Regions from separate parts of the Homo sapiens genome. Here region 2 is linked to region 1. A link is an interaction called in ENCODE POLR2A ChIA-PET data of the cell type or tissue named here. Cell type or tissue: OCI-LY7. All regions are shown on one strand. Each heading gives the region's core, and the rest is flanking DNA. Links, peaks and the distances in the headings are about the cores only.

Region 1 (12,478 bases), core at 6,333-8,832:
TGGATTGAAAATCAAGCAAAAGGCAAGCCCTTCTCTTACTGTATTGTCATCATAAAGACATGGACCAGCTAGCTCTCTTTTGGATATAGTCAGCATTATGAATAGCGTGTCACATGGAGTCATCCTTCCCTAAGGGAAGGGATGCCAATCACTAGCTCAACAGGTGGAGGCAGGGGTCTCTGGGGGAATCCCTCTACACAATGCTTCTCTTTTCTGGCTCATGTATCTGAATAATTACTTATTTCTACACTCTTGCCTTTCTCTTCAGGTTTCATTACTTATAAGAGGTAATATATTGTATTTATAATCATTACATCGGGGTCTCTCAAACTTTAATGTGCCTGTGAATCACCTGGGGACCTTGATAAACTGTAGATTCAGATTCAGTGGGTCTGGGACCAGGCCTGAGATTCTGCATTTCTAACAAGCTCTCAGGTGAGGCTGATACTGCTGGTCCACAGACCATAATCTGTATAAGAAGGATTTGTAGTATTAAAGGATAGAGAATAGAAGGGCTATTTCAGAAGGCCTCCCAAATTTACCTGATGAAGTCACCACCCACGGTGACTGTTTAAGCTTTCACCACCAGGCATGTTTAAAAAAGAAAAAAAGACACCTATTTACTGGGAGTAGTGGACAAAGAGGATAAAAAGGAAGTGGGGCACATGATGCCCATTCCCCTAATTATTGTCCCACCTTTGCTTTCAGGACAGGACATCTTCACAGTCTGGGTGTTTTCCCTGGGAATCATTATGGTTGATGACAGGTATTCCCTCATGCATGCATTTATTTTAAAAACATTTATTAAGCAATGACTACATGCCAAAGGGGTCAACTCAAGTCTCAACACATTAACTGAATGAGCAGAAGGGCATCATCGAAGTCCCTTGCCCTAACTGGGCTTTAGCCCCTTGAAGTGCCCCCATCACTCCTTCTGTCCATCTGAGCACTGGCTCATCTCCAGAATATTACCTTGGAAGTAGGGGCTCACTTCTCATTGGGTTGTTTAATAGCTTTGAGGCTCATTTATATTTGACTCAATTTCTTTATCTTGCAAAAGACAATGTTTTCCCGTTGGAGAAGATAGGTCATCCAGGAGTACCCCATGGACACCTGTCTCCTCTATGTACTTACAGAGCTAGTGTACAGCATTTCTTCCCTCAACTCAAAATTATTCTTTTAGTCAGGTCTCAATGACAGAGAAGCTGTATCTGATTTACTGTACACACTAAACCCAAACATTCTCAATGTCTTAACAAAAAGATTATTAAGACAAGAGGAACTTTTGGAAATTTCCCATATACATCCTGACTCTCCTTTCCTCATCCTCCACAAAAGACCATTAAGAAAACTTTAAGAACCCTCCTATTCAAGGGAAATCAAGACATCATGCAGGCCCTGGACAAATTAAACAACAAGAATATGCCTGGAAAATAAGAAAGTACTAATTGGAATAAAGGAACAGAAAATTTTAAAATAAGTGTATCCTAAAAGTTTCAGGCATATATTCATCTTGGCACTGGGTAGCTAAAAGTGTTCTAGAGGAGACATAGAAGAGGAAAAAATGATACAGAGAGCAACACAGAGAAAACACAAAGACTGTGTGCTTTATAATTCTATCATTCAGGGTAAGCTAGTCCAGTGTCTCTGAACTGATTTTTCATTATCGCTTCCCTTAAAGAGTCTTTTTGGACATTTTTTCTTGATCCCCCAACCCATGATATTTAGTTTGTAAAATTTATTTATTTTTAGTTGCCAAATAAAAATTATATATATTTATGGGGCACAATGTAATGTTTTGATACACACACACACACACACACATCATGGGAAAATTAAGTCAAGATAATTAACATATCCATCACCTCTTATATTTATCATTTTTTATGGTGAGAACATTTAAAATCTACTCTCTTAGCAATTTTAAAATATACATTATTATTAACTATAGTCTCATCTCCATGCTTTTCAGTGGATTTATAGAGCTTACTTCTCCTGTCTAAATGAAAATTTATACTCTTTGACCAATATCTTTCCATTTCTGTTCACTTCTCCCTGAAATTTGAATACCACAAATGTGCTAAGTATCTGCTTATGTACAGTGTGTGCACACTGTTTTTTTTTTCTCCTATCCCAAGAGCCAATTTTCATACTCTTGGAAGTCATATTATCCACGTTAGGTTAGATGCAAAGGTTAGATACTGCTTGGTAACACACAATCCCAATTTTTTAAATTATTATTAGACTTTAAGTTCTAGGATACAGGTGCAGAATGTGCAGGACTGTTACATAGGTATGCATGTGCCATGGTGGTTTGTGGCACCCGTCAACCCGTCATCTAGGTTTTAAGCCCTGCGTGCATTAGGTATTTGTCCTAATGTTCTCTCACCCCTTGGCCCCCAACCCCTGACAGGCCCTGATATGTGATGTTCCCCTCCCTGTGCCCATATGTTCTCATTGTTCAACTCCCACTTATAAGTGAGAACATGCAGCGTTTGGTTTTCTGTTCCCTTGTTAGTTTGCTGAGAACGATAGTTTCCAGCTTCATCCATGTCCCTGCAAAAGACATGAACTCATCCTTTCTTATGGCTGCATAGTATTCCGTGGTGTATATGTGCCACATTTTGTTTATCCAGTCTATCATTGATGGGCATTTGGGTTGGTCCCAAGTCTTTGCTGTTGTGAACAGTGCTGCAACAGACATACGTGTGCATGATTTATAATCCTTTGGGTATATACCCAGTAATGGGATTGCTGGGTCAAATGGTATTTCTGGTTCTAGATTTTTGAGGGATTGCCACATTGTCTTCCACAATGGTTGAACTAATTTACACTCCCACCAACAGTGTAAAAGCATTTCTATTTCTCCAAATCCTCTCCAGCATTTGTTGTTTGCTGACTTTTTAATGATCGCCATTCTAACTGGCTTGAGACGGTATCTCATTGTGGTTTTGATTTGCATTTGTCTAATGACCAGTGATGATGAGCTTTTATTCATATGTTTGTTCACCACATAAATGTCTTCTTTTGAGAAGTCTCTGTTCATATCCTTCGCCCACTTTTTGATGGGGTTGTTTTTGTAGATTCTGGATATTAGACCTTTGTCAGATGGATAGATTGCAAAAATTTTCTCCCCTTCTGTAGGTTGCATGTTCACTCTAATGATAGTTTCTTTTGCTGTGCAGAAGCTCTTTAGTTTAATTAGATCCCATTTGTCAATTTTGGCTTTTGTTGCAATTGCTTTTGGTGTTTTAGTCATGAAGTCTTTGCCTATGCCTATGTCCTGAATGGTACAATCCCAAAATTTTAGTAGCTAGTTACAACAAAGCTATTTATTCACATCCTCTGTTTATCACAGATCAGATGGGGTAGGTGCTGCTCCCCAGATCTTCTCACCACAGAATTCAGGCTAACAGGGCAACTGCCAATTCCAGTGTTTCCAGTTGCCAATGGAGGAGAGAAAAAGAGTGTTCTGGAAGTTTTCACACCTGCAATTAAATGCTTCAGCCTAGAAGAGATATAAGTCACTTTTCCTCTCAGCTCATTGGACAAAACTAGTCATATGGTCCTTGCAACCACATAAGGTCCAAGAAATACAATTCTATTGTATACCTAGCAGGTGGAGAACAGGAGGAAATACTAAGCAAAAGGCACTAAAGATTCAAAGCAACCTTGCCTTTGGCCAGCCCTCCCAATCAAAGAGAATATGCTGCTAACTGTATACAGACAGGCTCTCTGGACCATAGGACATAAACTTACCTCGTCCAAGGCTCACCTGAGTTCTTGCCAAAATTAATCAACAGAGACACTTCCCCTTGCCCCATCATCCTGTCCAATAACAGTCCATTCACACCCCAACTACACTGTAGCCACAAACTCTCCACATCCTCTCTTTCCTCCCTATCACTTCTACTTCTACTCCCCCAGTATTGAAAAGATCAAAAACCAGCAAAAGGAAGTTAGAAGGCTAAGAAGACTGTCTGTTACAGAAACTCTATAGATTGCACAATTGTACCTTTTAAAGAAAGCAGATGAACTAAATACAGATTGTTTAACACAGAGGCAAGGGTCATTAGACCAAGTGAAAGAAGGTAGAGGCTCAAAAAATAACTGATGCATGAATGAATTTACGATTAGATAAATCAATGAATGAAAAGCATGATGTGCCATCCATTTTTCTTTTCTTTTTTTTTTAACTTTCAGGTTCAGGGGTACATGTGAAGGTTTGTTACAAAGGTGAACTTGTGTCATGGGGGTTTGTTGTACAGATTATTTCATCACCTAGGTATTAAGCCCAGTGCTTAATAGTTACCTTTTCTGCTCCTGCCCTTCCTCCCAACCTCCACCCTCAAGCAGATCCCAGTGTCTGTTGTTCCCTTATTCGTGTTTGTGAGTTCTTATCATTTAGCTCCCATTTGTAAGTGAGAACATGCAGTATTTGGTTTTCAGTTCCTATGTTAGTTTGCTAAGGATAATAGCCTCCAGCTCCATCCGTGTTCCAGTAAAAGTCATGAGCTTATTCTTTTTTATGGCTGCGTAGTATTCCATGGTGTCTGTGTACCACATTTTCTTTATTCCATCTGTCATTGATGAGCATTTAGGTTGATTCCATGTCTTTGCTATTGTGACTAGTGCTGCAGTGAATATTCACATGCATGTGTCTTTATGGTAGAATGATTTATACTCCTCTGGGTATATACCCAGGAATGGGATTCCTGGGTCGAATGGTAGTTCTGCTTTTAGCTCTTTGAGGAATTGCCTTCCTGCTTTCCACAATGGTTGAGCTAATTTACACCCCCACCAACAACGTATAAGTGTTCTCTTTTCTCCACAACCTTTTCAGCATCTGTTATTTTTTGACATTTTAATAATAGCTATTCTGACTGGTATGCGATGGTATCTCATTGTAGCTTTGATTTGCATATCTCTAATGATCAGTGATGTTGAACTTTTATTCATATGCTTGTTAGCCACATGTATGTCTTCTTTTGAAAAGTGTCTGTGATGTCCTTTGCTCACATTTTTTTTTTAAGACGGAGTTTCATTCTTGTTGCCCAGGCTGGAGTGCAATGGCCAGTCTCAGCTCACTGCAACCTCTGCCTCCCAGGTTCAAGTGATTCTCCCACCTCAGCCTCCCAGGTAGATGGGATTACAGGTGCCCACCACCACAACCGACTTTGTTTTTTGTATTTTTAGTAGAGATAGGGTTTCACCATGTTGACCAGTCTGGTCTCAAACTCCTGACCTCAGGTGCTCCACAAGCCTCAGCCTCCCAAAGTGCTGGGATTACAGGCATGAGCCACCATGCCCAGCCCTTTGCCCACTTTTTAATGGGGTTGTTTGTTTTTCGCTTATAAATTTGTTTAAGTTCCTTATAGATGCTGGATTTTAGACCTTTGTCATATGCATAGTTTGCAAACATATTCTCCCATTCCGCAGATTTTTTGTTTACTCTGTTGCTAGTTTCTTTTGCTATACAGAAGCTCTTAAGTTTAATTAGATCCAAATTGTCAATTTTTGCTTTTGTTGCAATTGCTTTTGATGTCTTTGTCATGAAATCTTTGCCTGTTCTTGTGTCCAGAATGGTATTGCCTAGGTTGTCTTCCGGGGGTTTGGTAGTTTTGGGTTTTACACTTAAGTCTTTAATCTATCTTGAGTTGATTTTTGTATATGGTGTAAGAAAGGGGTCCAGTTTCAATCTTCTGCATATGGCTAGCAGTTATCACAGCACCATTTATTGAATAGAGAATCCTTTCCCCGTTGATTGTTTCTGACAGCTTTGTTGAAGATCAAATGGTCATAGGTGTGTGACCTTATTTCTGGGCTATCTATTCTGTTTCATTTGTCTATTTGCCTGTTTTTCTACCAGTACCATGCTGTTTTGGTTACTGTAGCCCTCTCATATAGTTTGAAGTAAGGTATTGTGATGTCTCTAGTTTTGTTCTTTTTGCTTAGGATTACCTTGGCTATTCAGGCTCTTTTTCAGTTCCATATGAATTTTAAAATAGTTTTTTCTAGTTCTGTGAAGAATGTTCTTGGTAGTTTGATAGGAATTGCATTGAATCCATAAACTGTTTTGGGCAGTATGGCCATCTTAATGATATTATTCTTCCTCTCTGTGAGCATGGGATGTTTTTCCATTTATTTGTGTCTTCTCTGATTTCTTTGAGCAATGTTTTGTAATTCTCATTGTGGAGCTCTTTCACTTTCCTGGCTGGCTATATTCCTAGGTATTTTATTCTTATTGTGGCGATTTTGAATAGGATTGCCTTCCTGATTTGGCTCTCAGCTTGGCTATTGTTGGTGTATAGGAATGCTAATTTTTTTACATTGATTCTGTATCCTGAAATTTTGCTTAAGTTGTTTATCAGCTGAAGGAGGTTTTGAGCTGACACTATAGGGTTTTCTAGATATAGGACCATGTTGTCTGAAAACAGGGATAGTTTGACTTCTCTTCCTATTTGGATGCCCTTTATTTGTTTCTCTTGCCTGATTGCTCTGGCTAGGATTTCCAACACTATGTTGAACAGGAGTAGCCACCCATTTTTCAAAGTCCTCAAATATACATTTCCTTTTATTGCTGTTTTATTTATCTTGATTTAGACAAGTGGGGCTCTCCTTCCTTTCTTGCCATGTTCCGGTCTTAGCTAAACAACAAGCTCTGTTTCCTTGTGGTCCCATCGTTGGCTTGACAACTTGATTTGGATTACCAGTGTTTATTACTCCACTTCCTCTTTCCTTCCTCTCTATTTGCAGTCAAGGTCTTATAACTTGGCCCCTTCTTTAAATTATTCTGTAACCTAATTGACCTATGACTATCCAAGCTTCAAGTTAGCCCTTTTCAAAGTCCCCAGAAGAAAGGATCTGGTGACATAAACACACCAGCAGTGAAACAATGATATTGACAAGTAGAAAGAAAGTAACTGGTTATTGTGAAATGCCAGATGCATGTGCACAGAGTCCTGCAGGTCCAAGCCAATAATTGTTTTAAGTTTGTTGTTTCTCTCTCTCTTTTTTTTTTCCCCTTTTCTTTAAGACAGAGTCTCACTCTGTCACCCAGGCAGGAGTGCAGTGGTTCAATCACAGCTCACTGAAGCCTCAACTTCCTCAGGTTCAGGTGGTCCTCCCACCTCAGCCTCCTGAGTAGCTGGGACTACAGGCACATGCAACCACACCTGACTAATTTTTTCTATTTTTTGTAGAGATGAGGTTTCACCATGTTGCCCAGTCTGGTCTCAAACATCAGACCTCAAGTGATCCATCCGCCTTGGCCTCCCAAAGTGCTGGGTTTACGAGCGTGAACCACTATGCCCAGTTCATTTTAAAAAGCATTAATGAAGCAGGGGGTTAGCAGTCAGTATTTTTCCTTTTTCCACACATGGTTATGTGCCCAAGCACTCTTGATGCAAGTGGCATAATGAACTATGATCAAGAACCAGTCATTTGTCCATTTAGGCAGTTCAAGTGTCCAAGTGGAGATTTGTCACTTTCAAACCAAAATATCTACTTGAGTATTAAAATATTAAAACCTCTCCTGAGACAGGGCTAGGGATAGAGTGAGGATATAGGGAATGGGAGTTAGTCTTTATGCTCTACAGAGCAATGGAGTCATTTTTTTTTTTAATACCGTTAGGGGAAAGGAAGAAGAAGAAGAGGTTCCCAGGTCAGCAGAAAAATTTTGAGTCAGAAATTGTAGAACCAAGCCTCGGAAAGGGCAACATAAACTTGCTTTGAACACAAATCAAACATCATTAACACACCAGATGGCCATCTGGGTTGTCTGTATCCTATAACATGTCACTCCTTGCTAGGTGCTCCAGAGAGATCATAGATTTCTATTTCCATTTCTATTCATCTGATATTCTTGGCAAACAACATAATGGAGAAGAGAGAGTGCAGACCGCATAGAAGGAAAAGGATCTTTCTTTGCCCTTTCCATGTAGGCAATATATTCATGATCATGCACATGTGTATTGATGACAATATGAGACAGGCACTCAACTAAGAAGCACTGGAAATATAGCTGTGACCAACACAGACCAAGTCCCTGACCTCAGGCAAGTAACATTTTAATGCAGGAGAACAGACAATAAGCAAATAAACAAATGAATAAGGTAATTTCATGTGACAATAAATGCTAGGAAGAAAATAGAATATTGTGATTTTTAAATGATATGAGAGTTAGATGTAACTTTAGATAGAGGTCAAGTGAGATTTTCTAAGACAGTGTCATTTGAACTGAGACCTAAATGATAAGAAAGGGAAGAATAAGTACAAAGCCCCTGAGGCAGTAATGAGTTTGGTGTGTTCAAGGAACTAAAGGAAGGTCATGTGCTGGGGAAGTGAGGAGGGGAACGATAGGAGATGGAGTTGGAGCAACAAGCTGAATCCAGGTCATGTGCAATCTTAAAGACCAAGGTCAATATGCTTGAATGTCTAAGGGTATGCGTAGTATGGTTGTCCCAAGTCAGAGTTAGGATAGTGAGCATTGAGTCTGTTTTCCTATATGTCTATTCTATCCCAGCCTCATTGTGTAGCAGCTGGTGAATGGGGGAATTCTCACATCTTGTTTTGTTATAAAAAAAAAAAATTATTCTGTTCTACATCAAGTTTCCTAGGAGCCTACCCCAAAATAAGGATTCCTGTATAAGTAATTTATTAATGAAGTGTGCCCCTCAAAAAAGCAGTAAGGGAGGATGGGGAAGTAAGTTAGAAAACGTGTGGAAACTAGGGAAGGGAGAAATCTCAGGCAGAGTCCCACAGGTAGGGCTGCAACCATAGAGGGAACACTCCAAAGCAAAGATATTTAACTCAACATCTCCAGGTTGTCCCAATTTGAGGTGAGAAAGCTGGCTTTCATGGTCTCACACTTGAGAGTCATTGACTAAAGGCCGTCCCAGGAAAAGTGAGTTCCAATGTCCTGGGTACAATTCTCAAAAAAAAAAAAAAAAAAAAAAACACACACACACAAAAATACTGGAGGTGGTAACTGTTGGAAGCAAAAGCACAATGAAGTGTATGCACACAGACACACATGCACACACACACAGGTAAAATCAGATCTAGAGGGTCTGGTAGACCACTGCTATTATCCACTATACATCCTAACTGAAATACCTAGCTTCAAAATATGGTGTCACCACTTACCATCTCCATGATCCCAGTTTTCTTATCTATAAAACGTATATAATCATAGTGTCTACCTTATAGGATTATTCCAATGATTTAAATAACAATAATGCCTTTAAAACTCTTAACACAATGCCTAGCATATGGTAGCCACTCAGTAAATGTTACTATTTTTTTCACCTAATCAGGCATACCAAAAATAAAATCTAATGGAATATTTTCCCACTTATTGCTTTTTCCATACTCACATGAGATCACAAAAGCTCCACTGATTTCCATGAGCATAATAGCTTTCAAATAAGGTCAGTTAGCAAGCTAGAGGATTATCCTCAAAACCTTCGAAGAGAAATAGGACTGCATTCCCACCTAATTATACATCAAGGCATCCTTAAGAATCTCTCTTCCCACAGTGGAGGACTAGGAATATTCTTAACAATAACCAAGGAATGTCATTAGCTGTCATAAATAGATTTAGAAATCACAGATATCCAAAGGATTTCAACCAAATTCTTTATATTGGAGTTCATTATGGGTAATAATAGACATGTGGCTGCTTTGTGGACTCTTGGATATATTTCACAGCTTCCACAATTGCATTTCAAATGCTATCCTACTTCCTAATAACTAAGGTACATGTTCACTTCAGCAAAAATTTTTTTAATCTTGATTAAAGGACCCAATGTCAAAGAATCTCTATTTAGCACTCAACAGGAATTTGAACATTTAATCATGTTCATGCCTTTCATCATCCCGCTTCCCAGCACCTACATTTTGAGCTGTTTCCAGGTTGGCCTATTTCTTTCCATCCATTAAAATGAGCCCACAAGAAGCAAGGGATGACCTAAGTACAAGAATTAGAAACTAAACTCAGTAAGTGCAAGTCCTATACAGAGCAAGATAGTACTCAGCTCAGAGTCTAGTTGGAAAGGAGAGTAATAACACTCCAGTCCTTGAAGTCAGCACAGTCTATTTAGCTGGAATTTCAGGGCCCATGACTGATAAAGATTGTTTGTGAAAAGTAGTTGGCTGAGATGTATTATCCTCCATGGTTTTCTCCCTTTCCTTGCCAAACCCCGTGAAATTCCAGTAAAGGAATTTTTTAAATGTGTTAACTCAAAAGGACAAACAGAGCAGAAGAGGAGACAGCAAAGGGATAGAGTTACAAGTGGACTGAAAACACAGCAATTAAGTAAAAATCCGCATTCTTAACTGTAGGAACTTTAGCCTCCTTCTTCCACCTGCCCCAAAATGACAGTAGCAAGGCAACTTATTTCCCCTTCATCCCACGCCATTATGGAGGCTGGATTCTTCTCTGCAAAAGCTGACCAGCACAAATATAAGACCTTTCAAGACATGTAGCACTCCCCAAGAAAAATATCTCCTTCATGAAACAGAGGTAACTATTAACTCCAAGAACAACCAAAATTGTATTCAGATGTGACCATAATATACTACTTATCTCAGCAGTGAATGGCATTTGTAGTTTGAAACGATGTAAACACCAGCTCCTTGAAACCAAAATTGTGATAGATTGGGTAGATGGTGGAGAGGGGAGGTGGAGACAGAAGGATCAGAGAAGTGTATACAGCAGTGAATTTCTCAACTATCTTGCAGGGAATATAAAAAATAACATAAAAAAATCATAAGATTATTATTTGAAATGTGGAGGTACATATTAGATGTAATTTCTAAAAAGAATTGAAATGGGTTATTTCTGGAGACTGAAAGTAAAGGATGAAGAAAGGTGAAAGAGAAGGTCACTTTTGATGTAATAAATGTTTTAGCACCAATTTTTTAAAAGATTATAAGCCAGTTCAAAACTAAACATCAAAAACATACTCAGTTCTCCAGAAAGCAAAAATTCAAATCAAATAAATAAGATATCAAGCTTACTTTAGGCTCAGGTCAAAAAGTATATATATTGTCCTTTCAGTTTTGATTCTCTTTGATCATTTTTGTACACACACACACACACACACACACACACATCACTCTTTATTCAAACCTCCCTAAGATGTGTATTCTTATGTTTCTTATTTTACTTTTGATCCTTTTGATTCAGTATCAACATTGTAATCCAGTTGTTGGTCTTTCTTGTAAGATTGCCAAATAAAATAAAAGATGTCAGTTAAATTTCAATTTCAGATAAACAGCAAAAGTTTTTAGTACATCCCAAATAATGCATGAGACCTACTTATACTAAAAATTATTTATTGCTTATCTGAAATTCAAATTTAATGGGATTCTGTATTTTTATTTGCTAAATCTGACAACCCTATTTTAAGGATTATCTCTGTCTATATGCACTGCACATTTGCTTCTGAGTTAGTCCAAACTGCAGCTGCCTTTTTCCATCACATGTTCCCTGTCTAGCATTCCCAGCTCCATCTTGAGCCATCATTTCTTTAAGCCTTGTCACTAGAACTGCAAGGCTCTTGTTCATCCTGAAGAGGGTACAGCCTCTGCCTTGCTGGCCTCAGCCAAAGGGTGATGCAGAGACGGTGGTATTTCTTTTGCTGCCCTGTATTTAGACATCTGCCACTGACCTACAGTCTGTGACATTGTAAAAGATTGGTGACACTTAACACAGAATAATAAACATGACTTCGAGTAAAATTTAAAAAAAAAAAAGGAAAGCTTTCACTTGGGGTCCTCTCATGGAAAACTCCAGTTCCTGGCTTACTTTTTTCTCTCATGGTCAAATAGTGCCACATCCTCTTCTAGGCAATAAAACCCACCACCATTAGTCCTTCAGAATATGGGCCCTTTCTCCCCTTTAAAAGAACTTAATTCCTCACAGTCTTGCCCTTCTTCTACTAGAGGACTTTATTAGGATTAAGAATCCCCCCAGCAAAGAGAATAATGTTCTATATCTTGATTGTGGTGGTGATTACATGAGTGCACATCTTTGTCAAGTTTCCTGAATTGTACACATAGAATGAGTGCATTTAATAATATATTAATAACAAGTACCTCAATGAAATTGATTTTTTTAAATATCCCCTAGCAGTACTTTTACTAAATCATGAGTTAATCTTTTTGGAATCTAAAATAATGCCACAGAGATTTCAGCAGCACGGCCCAGGATTTTCTTTTCCAAGTTTGGATTTCCTCCAATTCTGGCCACCAGCATGAAGTGGAAATATGTCTTCATTTGTTCCTTGTAGCGTTCTACCCTCCTGTGGGTACTTTTGAATAAAACACACACACGCACACCTCAAAGAGTATACAATACAGTTTATCTGAATATCTTATAGAAAGGAAAATTATTTAGTAATGAACTCTTTATGTAGCTTGGAGGCGTGTGCAAGATATAGCTTGGAAGAACAATTCAGTCAAGGCAAAATTA
Region 2 (12,478 bases), core at 4,328-6,827, 780 kb before region 1:
TAAACACTTCATATTTGTAGTATTTATAGCTTTTAAAAATTTGTTGTTTGTATGATACTATTTAAAATTTTTTTTCCAGAGATGAGATCTCATTCTGTCACTCAGTCTGGAAAGCAGTTGCATAATCATAACTCACTGCAGCCTTGGAGTCCTAGGTTCAAGCAGTCCTCTAGAGTAGCTCGGACTAAAGGCATGCACCACCAAGACCGGCCAGTTTTTTGTTTTTTGTTGTTTTTTAATTTTTGTAGAGATGGTGTCTTACTATGTACCAAGTCTGGTCTTGAACACTGGGGCTCAGAGGAACCTGTCCACCTCTGCCTCCCAAAGTGTTAGGATTACAGGTGTAAGCCACTGCACCCGGCCTGTATGCCATTTTAATTCTAAATAAATATTCACTTTATTCTTAATTTTATATTCACTTTATTCTTAATTTTGTATTCTTCTTCTTAAAGAGTGCCCCTGAAATTTACAAGCTTCAGATTCCAAAGACCTGAGTCTTTGACTAATGGTAGGATTTGTTTGTTGGTTTAGAAAATAAATGTTAAAAAATGCCTCTTCCTCCTTCCCCCCATTGCAAACAGAGACTGAAATCTGCATTGTTATTTCACAAAACCAAAATATTTTTCCTCCAGGTTTAGCTAAACCCTTCATCATTTTCCTACTTTAGAGCCCCATGCCAAGTAGAAAAGAAGTTGCAAAGATGTAATTATCACAAACCTTCATCTTGGATGAAAGATAACCTAGCTCTGACCCTTAGTTTGAGATTAGAAGGACTCTACCTAGGAGACAGCTGGTAAAGACTAAGGTATGTTGTACCAGGAATCTAGGTGTCTGGGTGACCAGGCTGTCTTTCTTCCCACTGGGGCTCATTTTCCTTCTATACAGTGACAAGAATTGGACTAAATAAGATTTCCAGTATTTTCTCTTCTGAAACATTTCATTCTTTGTTATCCCTGTACTATTTTGTTAGTAGAATAAATCATTGAAGTTGAGTTAGAAAATCTTTAGCTAATCAAAATAGAAAACTAACAAAAGTCATGACAGGTCAGAACTGAGAAATACCACAGACTTCCACTGGTGTTCATTGGAGATGACTACTATTAAAAAAAGAGAAGAAAAAAAACCATAGCTATTTTGAAAATTTCCGACTACAGGTGTCTGAGCATACATCCTGACTAAATAGCATGTTTACTTCAGCTAGAGCTCACTCCTTCCTAAATAAAAGGCTTACTTGGTTTTGGTGGTAATATTATTCCTCTTTGGTTAATTATGGTATTTTCATTCTCCCCTTCCTCTGAATTGGTTAAAATGTCTGTGAAAATTTTTCCTAAGGTAGAAAGTTATGAAATGCTTTGCTATGCCTAGGAGATGTAAAGCCTAAAGGAACTTTCATATTTTTTGGGAAAAAAAAAAAAGGAAACTTGTCTAGATATAATTAGTGTTCTGTTGCCTTTCAAATATTTCTCTACCACTTTTCTTAAAATATTCTCAGAAAAGACAGAATTTGCAACAGATTGGCAGTTTTCAGACTGCTGTTTTAGGCAGGGGAGTAGCTGCCGCAACCTCTAATTGCATTTCTGTAGAGTTTGCAGACACTTGTTAGCGTAGACTAGGAATCTTTCAACTTTTGCTGTGAGTGACTACCTTGTTACTACATATCGGATTTGCGTCTCATTCTCTAACGCTCATAGTATTGGGGAAGAAAAAAAGACAATATGATATAATTTGTCCTTCAAGTATGTGAAAAGGAAAAAAATCTAATAATAACATTTTATGTTCATTATTTTGGAATCCCTTAAGTTATATCATTATAAAATAATCTAACAATCTCAATACCCCTGGGCACTCTTACTTTTATTTTTATAATTTATATTGTTAGAATACATTTCTATTCTCTTAGGCCTTTGTTCATTCTACTTTCTCACTTCTTTAGGAGCCTCATTCCTTCCTGAATATTACATTTTATGAGTTATTATATGCATCAAGGCCCAAAGCTTGAGCTCCAGCATTCTGACCCCGAAAATGATGGTTTCCTATCATCTTCTGATAACAGCAACTGAAGATGTTCTAATACCTTGCCGCTTACAGGAGGTCTGGCATCACTGAGAATTTATTGGAAATGAGGATTGTGGGTCCTCTCCCCAGACCTACTGCAACAGAATGTACACTTTCACAAGGTCCCCAGGTGATTCCTGTACACATAGCAGTTTGAAAAACACTGCTGTAATAGCATTAAAGCATGTTCCAAAGAGTAGCCAAATGATCTGCAGTGGTTTTAGTGGATCACATCAGGCTTGTTTCTGTCAATAAAGAAGAGGAGAATTCAAGGAAGAGTTGGCTTAGTTTTATGAGAGTCTTTTGACTCTTCCTAAGCCGTTTTAACTAAAGCTAGCAGAAGACAGAAGGCACTGGTAGCAAGTCAACTAAATGAGTCAGTTTTTAACCAGTCTGTTTCCCCAGTCATCCTTCATGAGTCTTTTGTCCACTGATTGTCCATCCCTTGACCATGGTGAACTGTAGAACCCAAGGACCCATTTCTTTTTTCTTTCTTGTTTTTTTTTTTTTTTTGAGATGGAATCTCGCTCTGTTGCCCAGGCTGGTGTACAGTGGCGCAATCTCGGCTCGCTGCAACCTCTGCCTCCTGGGTTCAAGCGATTCTCCTGCTTCAGCCTCCTGAGTAGCTGGGATTACAGGTGTGCACCAACACACTTGACTAATTTTGTTGTTGTTGTATTTTTAGTAGAGACACGGTTTCACCATGTTGGTCAGGCTGGTCTCAAACTCCTGACCTCGTGATCCGCCCGCCTCGGCCTCCCAAAGTGCTGGGATTACAGGCACGAGCCATCGTGTCCGGCCCCAAGGACCCATTTCTATATCGAACTCACTGCATTAATCATGTTTACCTCATTAGGCATTTACTCACAGATTGCCTTGACATATGTAGGCCCTAATTCATTCTGGAGCTATTATACCACAGCATTTCTTAAAATAGGTAGCACTCTGCTCTATACAAAGTAGGTACCCAATAAATTAATGATTCGATGACAGGTTTTCAGGAAGTGGTTTTACTCTTCAACATTTTTTAATCCTCTTTTGTCTTGAGGAACTTATTTGTCTGATGCTCAGTGAAGACCCAATAAATTTCTCTTGAATTGCTCAACATTTGTTTTAGACTTTTCTGAGAGTGCCACTGTAGGCTTTTTCATTGATTTGCTCCTTTATTTTAATATCATAAGGCAGCTTTTTGTGACTTAGTTACTTTTGTCTTCCAGAATTATGGGTCCCTGTCAGTTATTAATGCTCTTAATTAACAGTAGCCACAATAACCAGTCCTTACAAGCAGTTTCTGATGTTTCCAAATAATTTTATTTTCTGACTTTTTTTTCTTTGCCTTTGACATCTGAACTATACTTGGCAAGAAAAAAAAACATAAAAACTTTCCATTGCAACTCATATCTCATGGTGATTCCTGTTGCATCAAATCTTAAGTTATCCATCAGAAAAGTTACGCAAAATCTATAACCATTTGGTTTTATTTTTGCCCTTGAATTATGCTACCGTAACACAAACCTGAACTCTTATATTTGTCATCTGTAAAAATCACCTAATTGGTCTCTGCTTATGGACACCCTTTGTTCTTTCTCTGTCAATAACACAGGCATTGCCCTCAGTTAAATCTCCCCCCAGATGGCATTTTGAATAGCTGGCCTCTGTTAGAAAGCCTTCCATGGATTTTATGAATCCTAGATCATCACATGGCCTTCCCTTTCTCTTTGAGCATGGGGGCTGCCTCAGTGTCCCTTGGCTCCTAAGAGAGTGCCTTGTGCTGATGGGACACAGGACCAGTTTGATGACTACGTGCACAGATGAAGCCAAACCTCTTGCCCATCATCTATTCCACCCTTCACATCCCTCATGCCCTGGTTCCACTTGAACCCAGCTGCCTCACACATCCTTTTTGCTTACAAATTTCCTAGCTTGTGACCATTCTCCACCACCTCCCCCCAAGTTTTACCATTCTCTATTTGTGCCCTACAACGGCTCCACCCTTTGAAATAACGCCTGGTCTAAATGTTACTTTTTCTAGTGGGCCTTCCTTGATTATCCATCCCACTGTGATTCCTTTTCCTGCCCATAGCCTCTCCGACAAGCCTTGCATTCTCATTCATATGACCTTGTTTGCCAAGCTACCTGTGCTGTCTCTGTGTGTTTTAAACTATTTTACTAGCCAGGCGTGGTGGCTTATGCCTGTAATCCCAGCACTTTGGGAGGCCGAGGCGGGCGGATCACGAAGTCAGGAGATCGAGACCATCCTCGCTAACACGATGAAACCCTGTCTCTACTAAAAGTACAAAAAATTAGCTGGGCGTGGTGGCGGGTGCCTGTAGTCCCAGCTACTCGGGAGGCTGAGGCAGGAGAATGGCGTGAACCTGGGAGGCGGAGTTTGCAGTGAGCCGAGATCGCGCCACTGCACTCCAGCCTAGGCGACAGAGTGAGACTCTGTCTCAAAACAAACAAAACAAAACAAAACTCTTACTAGAATGAAAACTCTTTGAGGGAGAAACTTCTGTCTGATTTTGCCATAGCTCTTAGCACAGATTCTCACTAATTCTGTTTATGTGTTTTGTTTGTTGCTGTTTGGAATTCATTGCTTTTAAAGGCCGAGGAAACTTGCTTTTAGATCCAAGGCGGGGAGTGCTATTTTTTTTTCTCCCAGATGGCTTTTCACCACCAAGTGTAAATGTCAATGGCTTAAAGCCACCTGTAGTATTGTTTGACAGAACCATAGGCTTATGGAAAATCTCGTATGATCTGCTTTGTGTAAATTGTTCTTTACAGTGGAGACTTGCTCTGTCTGCAGTCTTTAGTTTCTGTGAATTTTGGGGAGCTGTGGTGTGTGGGTGTTAAGGTTAATTTTCCATCCATCACTGGCTCTGCCTTTGATTCATTTATTCTCTCATGTGTGAATCTTTTGCAGAAGGCTCAATGCATTATGACTATAGAGACCAGGCAAAGTCATAAAGTAAATCACACCATCTCACGCAGGACAATTTTTTGTCACTCCTGCCTTTTCTCTTTATGAGTCATAGATGATTTCAGTCATTGGGATTGCTGGAATAGGGATGGCTGAAGGGGTCTTGGTGCAATGAAGAGTGCCTGAAGATACTCTTCTACCTACCTGAGGGTAAATAATCCCATATTGCAAAGGTGACCCCTGGTTGTACTTTTTGGAAAGCCCTGTTAAAATGATACATGCTAAGGAGACTTAAATATGAGGCCTTTCTTACCTGGGTGCTTAATAGGAGTGGGTTTCTAAGGATGGTCTTGAATTTGGCCTTCAGCCTTCTCGTCCACCATAGTCCCCATCCATCCTGAATAAACATGCAGTCTAGGTACCACAAGTAGTGTTCTCTTGTGCAAGCACAGCTTCCAGCTGTGTTGCCTGCCTCCCTTTCAGCCAGATCATCACCCATGTAGCCACTCCTCTATGGGAATTCTGGAGCTACCACTGACATCACATTACATAGATTTGGACTGGTAGTGCCCTACCTGCTCTATCTATAGAGGAAAAGGAGATGAAATAAGAATTTTAATATTCTTTTTTTTTTTTTTTTTTTGAGACAGAGTTTTGTTCTTCTCACCCAGGCTGGAGTACAATGGCACGACCTCAGCTCACTGCAACCTCTGCCTCCTGGGTTCAAGTTATTCTCCTGCCTCAGCCTCCCGAGTAGCTGGGATTGTAGGTGCCCACTACCACACCTGGCTAATTTTTGTATTTTTAGTAGAGACAGGGTTTTGCCATGTTGGCCATGCTGCTCTTGAACTTCTGACCTCAGGCAATCCACCCTCCTCGGCTTCCCAAAGTGCTGGGATTACAGGCATGGGCCACTGCACCTGACCAGAATTTTAATATTCTTAAGTCTTAATATTCTGTGGCACTTATTGGAAATGGTTGAAATATAATGCTTTTAATTTAGCATGTCATTGGTTCACTCTCAAAACTACTGAAAAGCACTTATCTTTCAAGATTTTAATGATGATGTTGGTGAGGACGTTTGTGGTAAGTAGATAATCACTTACATTATTCAGCACTTTACAAAGCATTTTCACAAACTCTTGAGTATTGGTTGTTATCAGTTTATTACTGAGATGCCTGTGGTGTCTTCAGGGGACAGGAGAGAATATGTTAACTTCTTGAATAACTGCTGCAGCCGTAGTTAGCCCCCTATGAGCCAAGCCTATTGGCTTTGTTACTCCCAAGGTATAACTTATTTCATATATATAAGCAACTTGACTAAGTATTAGATGTCTGTGTAAGCCATTTTCTGTGAGTCAAAACAATTTTGTTCTTCCTTATGTCTTTCTTCAGAGGTACATCTTTAATAAGTTCTGGGAAGGGAAGTGAAAAACAATGCTTGACCTCTGATACAATGTACTGTTTTGATTATGATCAGCACTTTAATAAAATTTATCATCAAGAAAGTCTTTGGAGTGAGCCCCTGAAAAGCTTGGGAAAGTGATTGATATGGTGTCACTTTTCTTAAATTACCTTCCCATGTTGCTTTAGATGACCAGGGAGGCTAACTTCACTCTTGTGCTCTCTAAATTGAACTGTCCTGAAGTTTTAAGAAAATGAAATGATCAGACTCAGCAGTTCAAGATTGTGTTGGTTGATAGCAGCCACTTAGACCTCAGTTCACTATGGGTTTCTGTGTACTTTATTGGTGGTCACCAAGATGCAATGAAAGGTCCTGATTTTGTGAACATTTCTGCCCACACCCTTCTTTGGTACATACCTTTTGAGAATATGTAAAATGTCTTTCATTGTTAAAATAGCTGTTAAATAATATTAAAGGCAAAAAAAAAAGTCATGAAAATAGTCATTTGCGTACTTCTTCAGGCAGATAGAAAACTAGTACCAGCCAGTGCAATGGCTCAGGCCTGTAATCCCAGCACTTTGGGAGGCCGAGGCAGGCGGATCACGAGGTCAGGAGTTTGAGACCAGCCTGACCAACATGGTGAAACCCTGTCTTTACTAAAAATACAAAAATTAGCTAGGAGTGGTGGGACACGCCTATAATCCCAGCTACTCAGGAAGCTGAGCCAGGAGAATCACTTGAACCCAGGAGACAGTGGTTGCAGTGATCCGATATCGCACCACTGCACTCCAGCCTGGGCAACAGAGCGAGACTTTGTCTCAAAAAAAAAAAAAAAAAAAAAAAAAAAGAGAAAGGAAAAAGAAAAAGAAAAAGAGAAACTAGTACCAGGAAAACAGAAAAAAGAAGTGATTTGAATAATTTCAGTATGATTGAGACATATGGGTGAAAGATCACCAGAGGGAAAAATGTCTAGTCTGATAACTTTGAAGAAAACATATTGACCATGTCTAGTTATAATAATCTTTTAATAATCTCACAGTAATAGAAAGCTTCATTATTTTCAAAACAGTTTCACTTTCCTGTCATCTGTAATTTTAAAAACAGCTCTCTGAGATGGATATAATTATCCTGTTTTACAGATGTGGAAATGGAGGCCCAGAAAGATGAAATCATCTGCCCCAGCTGTAATAGGACTGCCCATCCACTGAGACATAGTAAAGTATCATTAATTAATCTTTTCATCATTTTTCTATTTTTAGTCATGCTCCCTCACTGCTTAATTTGTAAGTAAATCTAAGATAAAAATCTATAGTCTCCTCGTATTTTCATATTTTCATAGCTAAATTGTTAAAGAGGCGATGGCAGTGTACTCATCAGGAGACTTGTTCTTGCCTCGAACATTAAAAGCCCAATTTAAGACTGGAGAATTTCTTCTTTGAGGGTTTTGTCCACCCATCATAAGAGATTTCAAACTATGTAATGAGTCATTTTACTTTTCCCCTTTTCTTATGGGGACAGCTTCTCTTTAATACACCGTGTGGTCTGCCCTCTTGGAGGTTGTGTCACCATTATCAGTAGACAAATGCTGCCATGTGTAAAAGGCTATGCCAGTTTCTGCAGTCCTGTAGTTTTGCCCCTCACTAGAACTTCAAGTTGCTTAACCTAATCAGGAATACGGGCATCTTTACATAGGAAGTGCACTTCTTCATCATATAGACATAGAGGTCAGGTATTATTATCTTTGGCTTCCTTTCTCAGAAATTCTTAAACATGAATGTCTGAATAAACATACAGAGAAGAGGTTGGGCGCTGTGGCTCATGCCTGTAATCCCAGCACTTTGTGAGGCCAAGGTAGGTGGATCACCTGAGGTCAAGAGTTCAAGACCAGCCTGACCAACATGGTGAAACCCTATCTCTACTAAAAAATACAAAAATTAGCTGGGCATGGTGGCGGGCGCCTGTAATCACAGCTACTCGGGAGGCTGAGGCAGGAGAATCGCTTGAACCCAGGAGGTGGAGGTTGCAGTGAGCCGAGATCATGCCATTGCACTCCAGCCTGGGCAACAGACCAAGATTCCATCTCAAAAAACAAACAAATAAACAAAATATAGAGAAGAACAGAACAAGAAGTGTTTTGAGTAGCAGAACACGACTCACACAGACATCTAATATTTAGTCAAATTGCTTTTATATAAAAGAAGGTATACATTGAAGAGCAACAGAGCCTACCTCTATGACTGACATTTTCAAAGAAAATGGCTAAGAATCACTTTGATGGCCAGGCACGGTGGCTCACACCTGTAATCCCGGATCTTTGGGAGGCCGAGGAGGGCAGATCACGAGGTTAAGAGATTGAGACCATCCTGGCCAACATGGTGAAACCCCGTCTCTACTAAAAATACAAAAATTAACTGGGCGTGGTGGCACGTGCCTCTAGTCCCAGCTATTCGGGAGGCTGAGGCAAGGGAATCACTTGAACCTGGGAGGCGGAGGTTGCAGTGAGCTGAGATCGTGCCACTGCACTCCAGCCTGGCGACAGAGCAAGACTCCGTCTCAAAGGAAAAAAAAAAAAGAATCACTTTGATTAGCAGAAACTATTTCACTTGCCATCATAGAAAGCTAAGCTATACTTCTGCTTTTCTACTACTAGCTTTATATAAATGTTATTTTTCTTGCAACATAAAAGAAAAATTGAGTCATATTGTTTTATTTAATTTTTCTTGAAGAACACATTAAATTAGCTCTCACACTGTGGTGTGGACTTCTTTCTGTTTTCCACCAGTGTTCTTCAGGGTGATTTTTCCAGTGGGCTTGATTAGGACTGTGTGGATCATTGTGATGCTTTGTTCTCAGTGGGGATTTTCCAGCAAAGATGAGCTTCATTAAACAATGACTGGGTTCATGGATTTATAATTGGAGTGATTTTCTTCAAACTGTAATAAATTTCAGTGTTACCTTTTTCTGAACGCCCTTTTTAAAAGGGATTCCATAGCAAGTCTTCTGGAATAATACCTTTTATATAATTCTTTAAAAACTGTAATTTTTACATACTGATTCCTGTTAAGGCAGATGTTATTGTATCAAGAAAAGACTCAAATTTTGAACATATTAAAAATAGTGTTTCTTCAGATCTGGTGGATAGGTGATGCTCAATATATATTTGTTTAATGGAATAAAAAAAGAAAAATATTAAAGATCCTAGGAAGAGAAATTAAGTTGCAGGGATATATTGCTTGTGTAACGTCTGTTTAGCATTGCAATTTTCTGAAGGGAAGGCTATCCACAACTGTTAATTCTGATCTAAGGAACTATTTCCCTTCTTAACTTCTTTGCTAGGTTATCTAAAGGGAGATATGCTTTCTCACATTTGTTTCCTTGAACTTACTTTTAATGTTGCCTTGTAGGGTCAAAACTTTAGAAATACAGCTTTCTCAGGAAACTTGGTCCTCAGATCTTTCAGACATTATCTTCCTTTAAGCTTATTGTCCTCTTGGGAATTGGCAAAGGATTCCCACCCTTTAAAAAGATAGGAAATTGTAAAATCCACACTTAAAAATTAATCTAAAATTATTTTTCAGGAAGAATTTATACAATGGCAACTAAATGCCCTGCAGCCAATTATGTTTATGATTCCTGCCTCATCTCCAAATGGTACTAGAGTTTGAGTCATATGAGAAAATTAATTGGGTTGGGCTTGATTGTACATGTATATGTATATAATAATGTTCTGGTTATAATGCAGTTTGCAGTTTTTCTAGTTACAGCTCAAGGCAAAGATGAGAAGCAACACCTATGGGCCTGACTGCCTCTGTCCAGTACTACCATGCCCCATCTCTAACTACTACATTTTTTCCTATTGAATTCTCCAGTCCATGTAGCATAAGTCCCTTCCTGAACTCAGTTTATTTTTCTAACCCTGGCTGCACGTTAGGATCACCTGCGAACTTCTAAAAGAATTCCAAAGCCTGAGCCAAGCACCTAGAAGTTCTGACTCATTGCCCTGGGGTAGGACTTTGGCATCATTATTGTTTTAAAAGATCCCCAGATGATTCCGATGTGGAACCATGTTGAGAAACACTAATCTAGCCTAACCCAGTGAGGTTACAAATGAAGAATTTCACCAGAGAGGTCAAAGTACTTGATTTCCCACAGCAAAGAAATTCCATTTACTGGGTTGAAAACTCCCATCTGTTGACTTTAAATCCAGCATAACAAATATGAGCAAGGTTTTAGAAGGTTTTGGAAACTCATCTGCAGAACAGAGCAAATACAGGCCTATCTAAAAGCATACCTCACAGTAAAGATGGTTAAAAACCAAAACCGGAGGAGGCAGAGTACTCTTGGTGGGGCTGGTAGTGGGGGGAATGGATGATTTTCCAAAAGAGAAAACACTTGACCTGGGTCTGAAAGGCTGGGTATGATTTAAGGCAGGCACTATTGTTCACTTGTTAGCCCCAGGGCCATGCTACTCCACTTCCTTCAAGGAAACAGAGGGAAGCCGGCAAGTGGCTGCCTGGGGTGTGTGTCCACACACCATATAGAGGCAGTTCTTCAGCTCTGTCAGCCATGGCCAAAGCAGGCAGTATTTGAACCACCTTGGACCACTCCTGAGGGGCAGCATCAGACACCAGGCATCCTTTCAGACACCATTCTTGGAGTCTCTTCCCTCCATCACGTAAACCTCACAGCCAACAGTGAAGGCACTGAACTCCTTCCAGGGGCTGAGCAGGCTGCCTTGGGCATGCTCTTCTTGACCTTAAAATCCACCTGATAGATCTGGTAGGGAGGTAGAAATTTTGGTGGTAGGAAAGCCAGCAATTATCAGGTCAAAGGGTTTCTGATAAAAGGAGTTATTCAGCAGAAAGGTAATCAGATTATGGGAGCCTTAAGTGCCAGTTTGGGCTAAATTCTCTGAGTCACTGGCAGATTGTAAGTAGGGGAATGACGTAATAAAACCACTGCAAAGCCAGGAGTTTGTGATGGGAAGATAGGAAATCCCTTTCTTTTTTTCCCACATGGGAAATAAAAATCTAAAGATGTGTGGGGAAGCTCCTTAGAGTGCCAGGACTTTCAGTATCCCCCAATTTATCATTAGGTTCTGTCCAGACCTCGTTCCGCACACAGTAGCCTAGAGACACCTCTGGAATAAGGTGTGACAAAAAACAAGGAAATAAATTTATTAATTTTGGAAAATGCCTTCTTTTTCCTAGGCCTCCCTCATAGACATTTTCCTGACAAGTCCCCACTTCAGGTTTCAGAAAGAGATGCACCATCGTTTGGAATTCTGAAGAAACTCAAGTTTCAATTGAGCTGAGTCTCAGTGGCATGTATTTTATTACATCTAATGCCATTTTAATGTACTTGAAACTGGGGAGATGAGGGCAATTGGTACACATGTGTAAACCACTACAAAAAGTTCACCTGAGTGTAGAAGGTAGCCAGTAGCCTAAAAACCCTGTATTTTGGAGGCTGTTACTTCATAATCTCTATTATGAAATTGGGAAAAATTATGTAATTATCTCTCTAAGATGGTCTTAGATCCACTGTTCAATAGAACTTTCTGCAGAGATGAAAATATCTTATACCTGGGCTGTGTTAAGGTTTAAGGACAGCACTGGTATAAGATATTTTCACCTTTGCAGGAAGTTCTATTGAACAGTGGGTCTGAGACCATCTTAGATGATACATGTGGCTTGAAACGTAGCAGGTGCAAATAAGGAACTGAATTTCAAATATAGATATATTTTTATTTCAGTTAACTTGAATTTAAATAGCCACAGGTGGCTCTTGGGTATCATAATGAATAGGGCAGTTATGGAGCATCATTAAAGTCCCCATTCTTCTCAAGTCCCAAAGAGGTCCGTTCAGGTAATTTCTTAGCACCTATAATCACAGTGGGACAGATTAAATTACTTGTACTTTTCCATTCCTGTGCTTTGGAATTATAGGCTGTTTCTTTGTCCTGGAAACCAGATAGTCTAATGTTTGTGGAAATACTACTTAGTAGTGCACTGCAATTATAATACTTTATTGTAGGAGGATGCAGCCAGGCCTTTTTTTTTTTTTTTTAATCATCTGTGTTTTTAGTTTTAATCTTA

What was found. Peaks named below come from ENCODE experiments on the same cell type or tissue, not always from the same donor. Only the 100,000 strongest peaks of a DNase experiment are listed, where the experiment ranks them.
Region 2: POLR2A ChIA-PET joins it to region 1 with 25 read pairs; 2 of 35 experiments call an interaction of 5 or more read pairs at or near these places.

Annotation. Positions count from the first base shown.
Region 1 is chr3:31,395,590-31,408,067 of GRCh38, forward strand. No RefSeq gene overlaps it. Among named protein-coding and RNA genes, the nearest start is that of STT3B, 130 kb to the right of the region's middle. In OCI-LY7, for the core only: no CTCF peak of the experiment used is centred there; no DNase peak of the experiment used is centred there.
Region 2 is chr3:30,615,680-30,628,157 of GRCh38, forward strand. The region is part of intron 1 of TGFBR2 (transforming growth factor beta receptor 2); the gene reads left to right. It also overlaps the pseudogene KLHL25P1. Among named protein-coding and RNA genes, the nearest start is that of TGFBR2, 15 kb to the left of the region's middle. In OCI-LY7, for the core only: no CTCF peak of the experiment used is centred there; no DNase peak of the experiment used is centred there; H3K4me3 peaks cover 810 bases; H3K27ac peaks cover 1,819 bases.